2 separate regions of the Homo sapiens genome follow, and region 1 is linked to region 2. Evidence: read pairs that join two places in POLR2A ChIA-PET (ENCODE). Cell type or tissue: MCF 10A. All regions are shown on one strand. Each heading gives the region's core, and the rest is flanking DNA. Links, peaks and the distances in the headings are about the cores only. Region 1 holds the start of MIR3122 (microRNA 3122). Region 2 overlaps LINC02608 (long intergenic non-protein coding RNA 2608).

Region 1 (5,391 bases), core at 313-5,312, 180 kb before region 2:
TTATTCCTACCACAGGTCTGTATCTTTTAAGGTTTGTTTCTTGTTAAAAAAAAAATTTTTTTTTCCAACATCACAAAAAGCATATAAGAATAATTCAAAAAATACTTATGTATTGATCATTCTTGTTAAATTATTAAGTTTTAATTATATGTACATAATTATGTATACAATTACATGTGTGTTGTATAGTTTCTTGATAGTTTTTAAATTCTTAATAAATTTTTAAATTATATATATACATAATTATGTGTATAATTATATATTATGTGTATCTTGTGTAAAGTTTTCTTGACAATTGTTAAAGTTCCTTCCTCTTCTCTAGTGCAAAGGCCTTTTTAAGATTTTGTTTCAGGGAATGAAGGTTGTGGGAATACTTGCCTTTAAAGATATACACTAAATATAGTTGGCCATTGTTTCTAAGCCATTTTCAGACAACCAATCAGTGTCTACCACATACAAGGGTTACCCTTTTTTAATTCCTAGGCTGGGTCACATGTCAGTGTTGAATGACGTGGTTCAGACGTGATGTTCTTCTGCCTGTCCACACATAACTCGGTGTACAGGCTCTGATATTTGAGATCCTGGCAAGCTTGCACCTCCTAAATTTGAATTTGCCTAGTGAGGTGGCTCAGTTTCTCTTTTCCATGATTAAAAAAAGGAGGAGTGGTATTTTAAGAGCAATTCCATTCAAGCTGAGTATCCAGGCTGTTAGATTGCTCTTCTACGTGTTCAAAAAGTCAGAATTCTCTTAAGTATTAGAATTTTTTCTATGCTAAAAAGCCAAAAGCCCATGGGCACAAGAAAACAAAATAGAAGGGAGTTTTGTATCTTAAGACAGAAGAGAATGGCCTCTTAATCCTCACTACTGCCCAGCAAAGAGGAAATATAATATATTCGGGCTGATATTGAGGCCCAAGACTTAAAAAGATTTAATATTATACCTTTTCTTTTTAATTTCCTAACTATTGTCTCACCCCCACCCCATCCTCTTTTCTCTGGTTTGTTTCTGATATAGCCACTGAATAGCATCGAAGTGGTTATAAATAAACTGATTTGGCATAGTCATTCTACCACTGACTGGTGAAACGTTGAGCCTGACACTTTAGGAAGTGTAAATGATCTCATGGCAGAAATAAAGATTAGACTTGGTTTCCAACTGGGCAGAGAAGAGATTTTGTGAGGAAAAGTGCTGATATTCTTTGTATGTTTCAGTACACAAAATAACTTTATGACATCTGTAAGTTAGAGCCACTTACTTCTAGAGGTACCTTCTTAGTTCTAGGAGATTTAACTTTGGGATTCCTTGTGCCTTGAATTAAAGTCTTTATTTTACAAAAAGTAGAATATGTAAGAGAGGACAGTCTTCTGTGTCTGAGCATCTCCAAAATGCATGGATATAAATGTCTCTTAGACTTAATAGTCGCCTTCCTACTTAAAAGGGAAAGGAAGCTTTAAAAAATGAAGTTACGTAATTATGATAGTGTTCTTATAATAATGTAGGGACAATAAATAAAAATTTATTTGAATAAAAATGAAGGATTTAAAAGCCACCTGAATCTCATTAGAAGGAATGAATCTTTCTTGAAGTAGTCATACTATACCCTAGGATAGTCCTAAACTATCAAAGCATAAAAGTTCATAAAAACGTGTTAGACATTAGTTTCTCATTTTAACCCATAACACGCCCTTCCTCCCATTTTTCCTTATTCAGATAGAATTCATATAACATATAATTCACCATTTTAGTCATTTTAAAGTTTACAATGGAGTAGTTACTATTGTAATCACAGTGTTGTACCAACATCACCACTATCTAATTCCCAAACATCATCACACCAGAAAAAAACCCGTGTCCTTTAACAGTCACTCTCTAATCCCCTCTTCCTCCCCAACACCTGCTAAACTACATTCAGTCTCTATGGATTTGCTATTCTAGACATTTCATATAAATGGAATCATACAAAATCAGCATTTTGTGTGTGACGTCTTTTACTTAGCATAATATCGAGGTTCATCCATGTTATAGCATGTGTCAGTACTTACTCCTTTTTATGACTGAATAATATGCCATTGTGTGGATAGACCACATTTTGTTTATTCATTCATCAGTTGATGGACATTTGAGCTGTTTCCATTTTTTGACATGAATAAAGCTGCTGTGAACATTTGTGTATAAGTTCTTGTTTAACATAGGTTTTTAATTCTCCTGGGAGTGTAGGAACAGAATTCGATTCCTAAGAATAGAATTGCTGGGTCATATAATTGTTTAACTTTCTGAGGAAACTTCCCCCCACTTTTAATGCTATGTAAAGTGCCTGGCTTAGACTTTTACTGTCGTCATTGATACCTTGTTAACGTATTCCAAAATGTTTTTCTAATGGGTCTCTTTCTTTTTTCTCTGAAACCCTATAGATAAATGCAAAAATGTGCATATATTCTATTGGTGGGTATTTAGGGGGTTTTTTGAAACTTATTTTAACCCTTGGTGTACACATTTAGGTTCTCCTAGGTATTATAATACAGAAACTGAGAAAGGACCAATATCATGAAATTAAAAAGCTATAGGCAATAAGCAGGGTGAATCAATGGAAGACAATAATGTATTTCTACCAGGGATGCTCAGTAGGACTTGAGGATTTCCTCTCCCTTCTAATTTGCTGCTACCAGACCTGTTTGGACCTTGGGTGAAGAGAAACTTAATCGACTGGGGCCATCCCAAACAGAGGAGGAAAGGAAAATTTCTGTGACTACTGGGATAGTTAGAGACGATCTTCAAAGTCTTTTCTAAAATATGTTACATTGTGAAAGAATGAATTATCTCTGTGCCATTGTAGGAGTAGGCAGTAAGTGAGATTCCTGTAGATGTGGAAAAAGCTTCCTTTCTGATAAATTTTAATTAACTCTGCAAGACAAGTTAGACTCTGCTCTTTGTCTTCTTTTGCTTTTTTAATTATTGCATATGTACCATTTAAGCCAAGAGAGGAGTATTAATGATTGAGTTGAATAACCTTATCAGTCAGTGTGTCAGATCTCTTAACCATAATCTGGGGGAATCTATTAAGTTTACTTAGTCATTCTCACAAATAATCATTCCAGAGTCACCTCCACTTTCTTCATACAAATGAGCCATGATTCAGAGCCTCAGGAAAATGAAAAGAGAATAACTTCTCTCAGCCCCAACCTCCTTGCTCTTTTGAAACACACATGCTAATAATAGTTATGTGTGTTTGTACTCGTTATTGTGCTGATTAATTCCCATGGCCTATGAAAGAGATTGACATCTCTTGAATGAGTCAGCTGTATGATGCTGTCAAATGTACATAACTGGTGGCATCTGATGATGGAAAAATATGATTCTTAGTCACATGTACAGGACAGTACAATGTGACCCTTCTTTCTGCATTAAAATATATTAAAATGCGAGTGACACTTACTTGAAAATTCAAAACTTCTCTCAGAAAATTAACTGAAATATAGTTTTAGAGGAAAAAAATGTTTTTCAGAAAGGATACCAAAGTGCCATGTAAAATATAGTTTATACCCCTTCAGAATGAAGGTTATCCAACTCAAAATGAAGGAGTATAACTTTGGGTTTTGTAAAAGTTAGTGACCAGCTCTGTTGGGACAAGAGGACGGTCTTCTTTTGGAAGGAAGACCATCATCTTGTCCGAAGAGAGCTGGTAGCATGTTTCAGAAATCTTCAGGTTTCACAGTTAATTTAGTGTTCCTAGAAGTAGCTGACTAGGGATCTGAAGATATATATGCTGTGTAAAAACAGGACTGAGTTGTCGAGTTGACTACTTAAGGATGGATAACATCCTTCCAGAAAGTTTACCACCTAAGGAATAAGGGACAATGCCAGTCTTGAATTTTAGTCAAAATATATATGGCTAGGTTGTCCTGATATGAAATAAGGACTATCCTTGTGTGTAAGCTCATGTTATTTACTTATTTTGACTGTTTTCATTGTGTTTTCTCAGATTAGTAACAGAAATATTTCATTGCCCATTGGAAATCTGTTGTTTTTTTTTTCCTAACTATAGCTAGGCAGGTCTAGTGGCCTTTGGTAACAATCCTAAAGCTCTCTAAGACACACTTCTGAATTCAAAGGCCTCTATCTGGGAAATCTAATATTGCTTTGCTGACTTGTTTGTTTTTGATTGGACTAGGTCTCCACACCCTGGCAACCTCCTACTGTGCTCCTGGGTCATTCTCAAGAGGTCACGTCTGTGTGCTGGTGTCCATCTGACTTCACAAAGGTTTGTAAATGAATCTCTATAGTTGGTTTAAAATGTAGATCACAGGTTTGTAGGTTTTTCTAAGGTTTGTTTTGAGAATGATATAAATTTTTATGTTTAAGTTGAGATTTTAAAGACCTAAAGGCCATCCAGGATCTATATTCACATTACTCAGGCATATTCTGCTTTTCTCTACCCATACCATAATGGTATTATGCCCTGTGAAATAAGGATAGATTTCTGGTTCCCTACAGTTATTTCTTTCCTAAATGTAGGATTAAGTTGTTAACTTAATTAAAATTTTCTATTAAAATCTAAGATAAAAATACAATCTAAGGTGAGAACTAGTCTTTTTTACTTTTTAGATATTATCAATGTAGTATATTAAAGGTAACATCTTGACAGCCCAATTTGGGTTTTCACATATGGCTAACAAAATGGTAACTGTGAAGTCTTAACATGTTAGGTTATCTATTGCTTAAACTATGTAAGTAGGTCTGAAATGTTTTAGATACTCCAGAAAGAAGACAATATGCCCACCTTTTAATTTTTTTATAGTGACACTTTAAGAAACAAAAAAACCCTAAAATGTAGAAAGGCCAGAAACATTAAAAACTATGTATCTATTGGAATTGCATATAATAGTAGCTCAAGTTCCAGTCATTCTCCCAAACCCCATTGCCTCTGGTCTTTGAGTTATTCTGGGTTCTACAGGAAATCTTATTTCTGTGGAGGTCTCCCCTTTCACGTATGACGTTTTGAGGTTTTGTTGCCTATTGTTCCCATCTGTTTTTTATCTTCCAGAAACTTCTCATGGTCTGGTCTATTTGTGGCATCCCTGCTAGCTTCCAGTATTGCTGTGGATTTCTCCTTATTGTTACCATTTCTGTGCTCAACTTCATGGCAGACCTTTTCTTTTTTTTTAAGTCATTACTTTAATCACCCAAAATTACATATTAATGATATTTTTTCCTCTGAGATTCCATGTAATTTCTTTTAACATGGAGGGTTGCATCTTCATGGGACTTACTAAGTTGAATGATTTTTGAATTATTCAGTTAATTATGTTATCTTTTTTTCAATTGTCATATATTATCCTTACCCCTATGCATCTCAAACATCATATATTAATTATCCTTATTTCCTGTGCTCA
Region 2 (5,391 bases), core at 295-5,294:
AGCAAAATCTTAATGTTCAGTAACTCAGCACAGATCCAGTACAGGACACAGAACACTGTGGAAATGAATACTATGAGGAAAAGCTATACAAACTGGCCTCTTGTAGAGATGGCTGCAGACTGTAGGGATTGTGAATGATCCCAAACAGGCTCTGGGCCAATGAAGGAGGCAACCTCCACTGTGTACACAGCACTGCAGTGGGCTTGGTGGAGAGCCATGGCCGTCTGTGAACTTTGGCCTGAACTTTGGAGGAGACAGAGCACACATGCATGCATGCAAAAACAGACAGAAACATGCAACCAAAACATTGTGTACGTAATGGTGGGAGGGCAGAGAGACAAAGCGAAAAGAACCAAGTGGATTTAAACAAGAAACAAATATCTGGCTGGGCGCGGTGGCTCACGCCTGTAATCCCAGCACTTTGGGAGGCCGAGGCGGGTGGACCAACTGAAGTCGGGAGTTCGAGACCAGCCTGACCAACATGGAGAAACCCCACCTCTACTAAAAATACAAAATTAGCCAGGCGTGGTGGCACATGCCTGTAATCCCAGCTACTCAGGAGGCTGAGGCAGGAAAATCGCTTGAACTCAGGAGGCGGAGGTTGCGGTGAGCCGAGATTGTGCCATTGCAGTGCAGCCTGGGCAACAAGAGCGAAACTCCATCTCAAAAAAAGAAAGAAAAAGAAAGAAGGAAAAACAAATTTCCAAAAGAGGAAAGAGGGAGAGCATGGAGCTTGGAGCTGAAGATTCCAAGTCTAGATGGAGAGAATAATGTGAGTCTGTGTGTAGACACAGGACCGAGCTCCTAGGGTGCCAGTGGAGCTCCAGGCCTGTGCCCAGGAGAGAACTGGAGATGAGGCCAGCTCTAGTCTATGGCATTGTGCAATGCCAGTTGGTTGGGATGGTTCTACCCCCAATCTATACCAAATTAATTAATTCATCAACATTTATTGAGTGTCTACAAGTGACTGGCATTGTACAAGTCACAGAAATATAATGATGCTTAATAAATAGTTTTACCTTCAAAGAGTCTATGATCCAGTCTAGTTGGGGACAAAAAAGCAAAGAGATGATTACAGTATCCTGTGACTATGATAGAGATCTGCCTGGGGTGCTCAGAGGTAACAGAGGGGGGAGATTGAGCTCAGGACAGTGTCAAGGATGGTGGTACCTGAGTTATCTTGAAGAACACATAGAAAATAGATGGTAAAGAAGGTGGGAAAAAGGCAATCTTAGAGCTCAATCTGGGCAAAGGCATAAAAGAGAGTTCCCACCTCACTGGGAACTGTAAGCAGTGTTTAGTGACAGGGAGTGTTGAGAAATGATTTTGAAGATACAGGCAGAACCAAATTTGAATTTAAATGTCAGACCAAGGATGCAGTGGGAAGCATTGTTCAGATGAAAGGTTTTAAGCAAGGAAATACTAGTGTTAGCATTTAATCCTGAGTTGTAGTCATGGATATAGGGTGAGAAGATAGAACAGCTTTTATGGTAAATAAGTACAACACCCCTCCTCAATGTCTACCCTTTCTCCCAGCAAGCCTGCTATCTCCAACATTTCCTTTTCCTCATGCCCCTTGTACTACTCAACACATATCAAAAATGCTGGGAAAGTCAGCCTAATTCTACTTCCACTAAGGAACATCAGCAGGCCTGGTGTGGCACTTAAAACGGCCTCGAATTAACTCCAAAGTGCCCTCTAAAGTTACCCAGGAGACCGAGAAGTGATTTGTTAGGAAGATGCCATCCAAAGTCTTACAAATATCTTTTACCTGCCAGTCCAAAATCTCAGGAAAATGGTAGACTCCTGAGTCAGCATAGTCATAATTTTTTTTTTTTTTTGAGACAAGGTCTTGCTCTGTTGCCCAGGCTGGAGTGCAGTGGCATAATCACAGCTCACTGCAGCCTTGACCTCCTGAGCTCAGGTGATCCTCCCACCCTAGCCTCCTGAGTACCCAGGACTATAGGCATGTACCACCACACCTAGCTAATATTTTCATTCTTTGTAGAGATGGGTTCTCACCATATTGCCCAGGCTGATCTTGAACTCCTGGGCTCAAGCAATCCTCCTGCCTTAGCCTCCCAAATTGCTGGAATTACAGGCATGAGCTACCTCGCCAGGTCTCATAATCTTGATGTTAGCCCAGAACAATCTGTGACTAGGTAGGATGGATGGATGGATAGATAGATAGATAGATAGATAGATAGATAGATAGATAGATAGATAGATAGATCAGCCAGTACTAGTTTTGGCTTCACAATCATATCCTGCTACCAAATTTTCCTTTTCAACAGCTGCCGTCTTAAAGTTGTAAGAACTTTAACCTATTTATATCTGATTGGTTTTGCCTCTAAAGTGATTAAAATGCCCATTTGATTTCCAAGATGCTGTGGGTATTAGGGGCACAGGCTAGCTTTTCAAATGGGTTTGTCTCTTTCAAAACAGGAAGCAGCATTGTCCAAGTTCATTAAAAATCAGCATTGGAGAACACTTACTGAGTGCCTAATTATGTAATCAGATTTTGGCCTGGGGCTGGGAATAACATTTCAAAGAGAGAGGAAGAGTCTGGCTGAACCTGGTTGGATTTAAAAAAAAAAAAAAAAAAAGCAAGAGTGAAAGATCAAGCCAGCTGGGTCCCTATCCATGTATGCTGGTCTCTGTTAGTTCCATGTCCTTGAGCCAGGTGGCCAAGGTAACTAGACTTGGCATGTCCTACTTCCCCAGATCCAGAAATTAGCGATCCTTTCCCAGGGATAGTGTCAGACCCCTTTCAGGTGTGATTGTCATTGGGGCATCATGCCTAGTGGGAACAGACTAACTTTGAATAAAAAAATTTTGAGGCGGTAAGACATGTCTGTATTTTTCAAACTCAAATGAGTTGATACCCAGCCCAACTCATACTGCGGTTGGTGACAAGAACTGAATCACACCTCTCCTGACTTCCACCATGCTGTCTCCTTTTCTCCTTGCCAATTCACTATCACCTTGGAGCCACAAAAATGCAAAACAAACCTGAACCTTGTGTTGTGAGGTAAGCCCATGAGTCATGGTTGAACAGCAGTTTCTTTTTCTCCATGTTAGCTGTGTTTTTCCTTCACTGTGGCCCAAACAAGCATCAACTTGGTGACATCAATTCATCATGTTATGGAGTAGGCACTGTGTTTGGAGATGGTAGATTCTGCAATGACTCAGGTGGTAGGGTATTTTCTTCTGATAGAGTACCCAGGAGGGATTTATGAGTTCAGAAGGCAGTAGAGTAGGGCACCTGCTTTCATTCACTGTCAGGTGGTCAGCAAAAACTTCAAGCAGAAGAAAGAATTTCAAAACATGTTAAATGCCTGGGTGTGGGGAAAGCTCCCAGGGCAAGAGGAAGGCAACTCTCAGAATGAGCTGCCTGAGATTTGCAAGATAATTGATTGGCTGAGGCCTTGTGGCACCTTCTAAAATTGGGTGTGGCTGGAAATAGCTGTTGGGGGAACCATGGGAAAGACAGAGCTCTGCTTTGAGTTCCAGGACTGTCCTGCAGGGCAGGTGTCCACTATGCTCCTAATCTCTGCTCTGTCCTTAGCCACCACCTCCGCCCTTCTTTTTCCATATCAGCTGTACTCAGCCCTTTCAAGCTTATCTCAAACTTTTGCATAAAACTCCTTCTATCCCGTGATACTTTTTGTCCTTTACAGAGTATACCCAGATCTCCAGGGTCAAAACTCCTTTTTCCCTTCCAATTTTTCCAAATGTTCCCACTTGGTGGCCAAATGTTTTTTTGAGCAATTATCATGTGCTGTTGGGAAATTCACAAGTTATAAAACAGTCACTGTAGCCTGACCAGGGAGACATACAGGTGATAATATTAAACAATAATACAAAGTAGTATAGGATTACCTGACAAAAATATACAATGGGTGGGAAATGTCTCAGGAATTTAGAGGGTTAGGAGATTATACTGGGGCTGGAATCCACAGTGAGGGCCTCATGGAAAAGCAAAATTTCAGTCTAGCTGGTGAGTGAGTGGGGCTAGGAAGGCTTTAAGTAAGGCAAGTTTAGGGAACATATACTTGGAGAGACAGTTTTATGGTAGGGGATAATAAAAATAATGTTTAACAACTAAAGAGCACCTTATAATTTACAACTTTTCTCACACACACATACACACGCACACACAAACACAATTGAATTTAAGAGGGGCAAGATAAGCCAGATAACAGAACCTTCTGAATATCATCAAAGATCTGGAAGTTTCAGCAATGTTGTGGTCACCTACCTCCTGCCAAGCAATCTTGTATATCGTATCTCATTTAATTCAAGAAGTAGTCTTGTGAGGTAGATGTTGTTATCACCATTTTACATATGAGTAAATTAATGGTTAAGGAACTTCTCAAGATCACATAGTTAATAATAATAATAATAGCAATTACACATGGTAATCACTATATGCCAGACACTATTTAAGTATTCTTACAACAACTCTATAAAGTAAGAACTCTTGTTAACCCCATTTTTAGATGGGAAAAACTGAAGTGTGGAGATGTTAAAACACCTGCCTAAGGTATACAACTAAGAAATGTCAGAAACTAGCCACAAATGTGAGACATATACATAATTTTAAATGTTCTAGCAGCCACATTAAAAAATAAAAAGAAACAAGTAAAATTAATTTTAATAATACATTTTATTTAACCAAATATCTCCAAAGTATTTTAAAATTCATTTTTATGTTTTATGTTTTTAGAGACAGTCTTGCTCTGTCACCCAGGCTGAAGTGCAATGGTGCAATCATAGCTTATTGCAGCCTCAAACTCCTAGGCTCAAGGGATCCTCCCACCTCAGCCTCCTGAGTAGCTTGGACTACCATGCCCAGCCAAAATATTATTTCAACATATAATCCATATTAAAAATTATTAAATATATATTATATTCTTTTTAATGTGAAATCTCTGAATTGAGTATTTTTAAACATACAGCATATTTCAATTCAAATGCTAAATTTGCATCAGAAATATTTGATCTGTATATTTCACACACTTTATAGTTTTAAAAAATAGATTCACATACCCAAGTTATTCCAAACATACTTAAAAGTTTTCCAATAACTAAGTTGAGTACCAAAAATAATTTTCTTTTAACATTTACATCCATATTGTCAAATCTGGTTTCTTTATTTTTAGAAGAATTAACTTGACTTTAAAGCAAACTTATTATCAGTTTCAAATTATGTCTGTTTAATTCAGTAACTCTTGTGTCAACTCAGTATTATTAAAGTTGAATTCAAAGGGGTATTACATAAGTTGAAAATAAATGATACATTCATCAATTATATAATGTATTCATATTCTTAGTTTCACAACAAATTTGCATAATACTGTTTATTATAATGAAAATTTGCATGTTAAT

What was found. ChIA-PET counts read pairs that join two places held together with the same protein. Peaks named below come from ENCODE experiments on the same cell type or tissue, not always from the same donor. Only the 100,000 strongest peaks of a DNase experiment are listed, where the experiment ranks them.
Region 1: POLR2A ChIA-PET joins it to region 2 with 10 read pairs; 3 of 35 experiments call an interaction of 5 or more read pairs at or near these places.

The regions. Positions count from the first base shown.
Region 1 is chr1:212,074,004-212,079,394 of GRCh38, forward strand. DTL (denticleless E3 ubiquitin protein ligase adapter) reads left to right here. Exons shown (of 15, transcript NM_016448.4): 12 at 4,170-4,259. MIR3122 (microRNA 3122) reads left to right here and starts at 3,610; the gene lies at 3,610-3,682. In MCF 10A, for the core only: no CTCF peak of the experiment used is centred there; no DNase peak of the experiment used is centred there.
Region 2 is chr1:212,258,086-212,263,476 of GRCh38, forward strand. The region is part of intron 1 of LINC02608 (long intergenic non-protein coding RNA 2608); the gene reads right to left. Among named protein-coding and RNA genes, the nearest start is that of LINC02608, 24 kb to the right of the region's middle. RefSeq lists an enhancer at 1,414-1,583. In MCF 10A, for the core only: a CTCF peak has its summit at 3,756; DNase peaks (open chromatin) are centred at 2,516 and 3,006.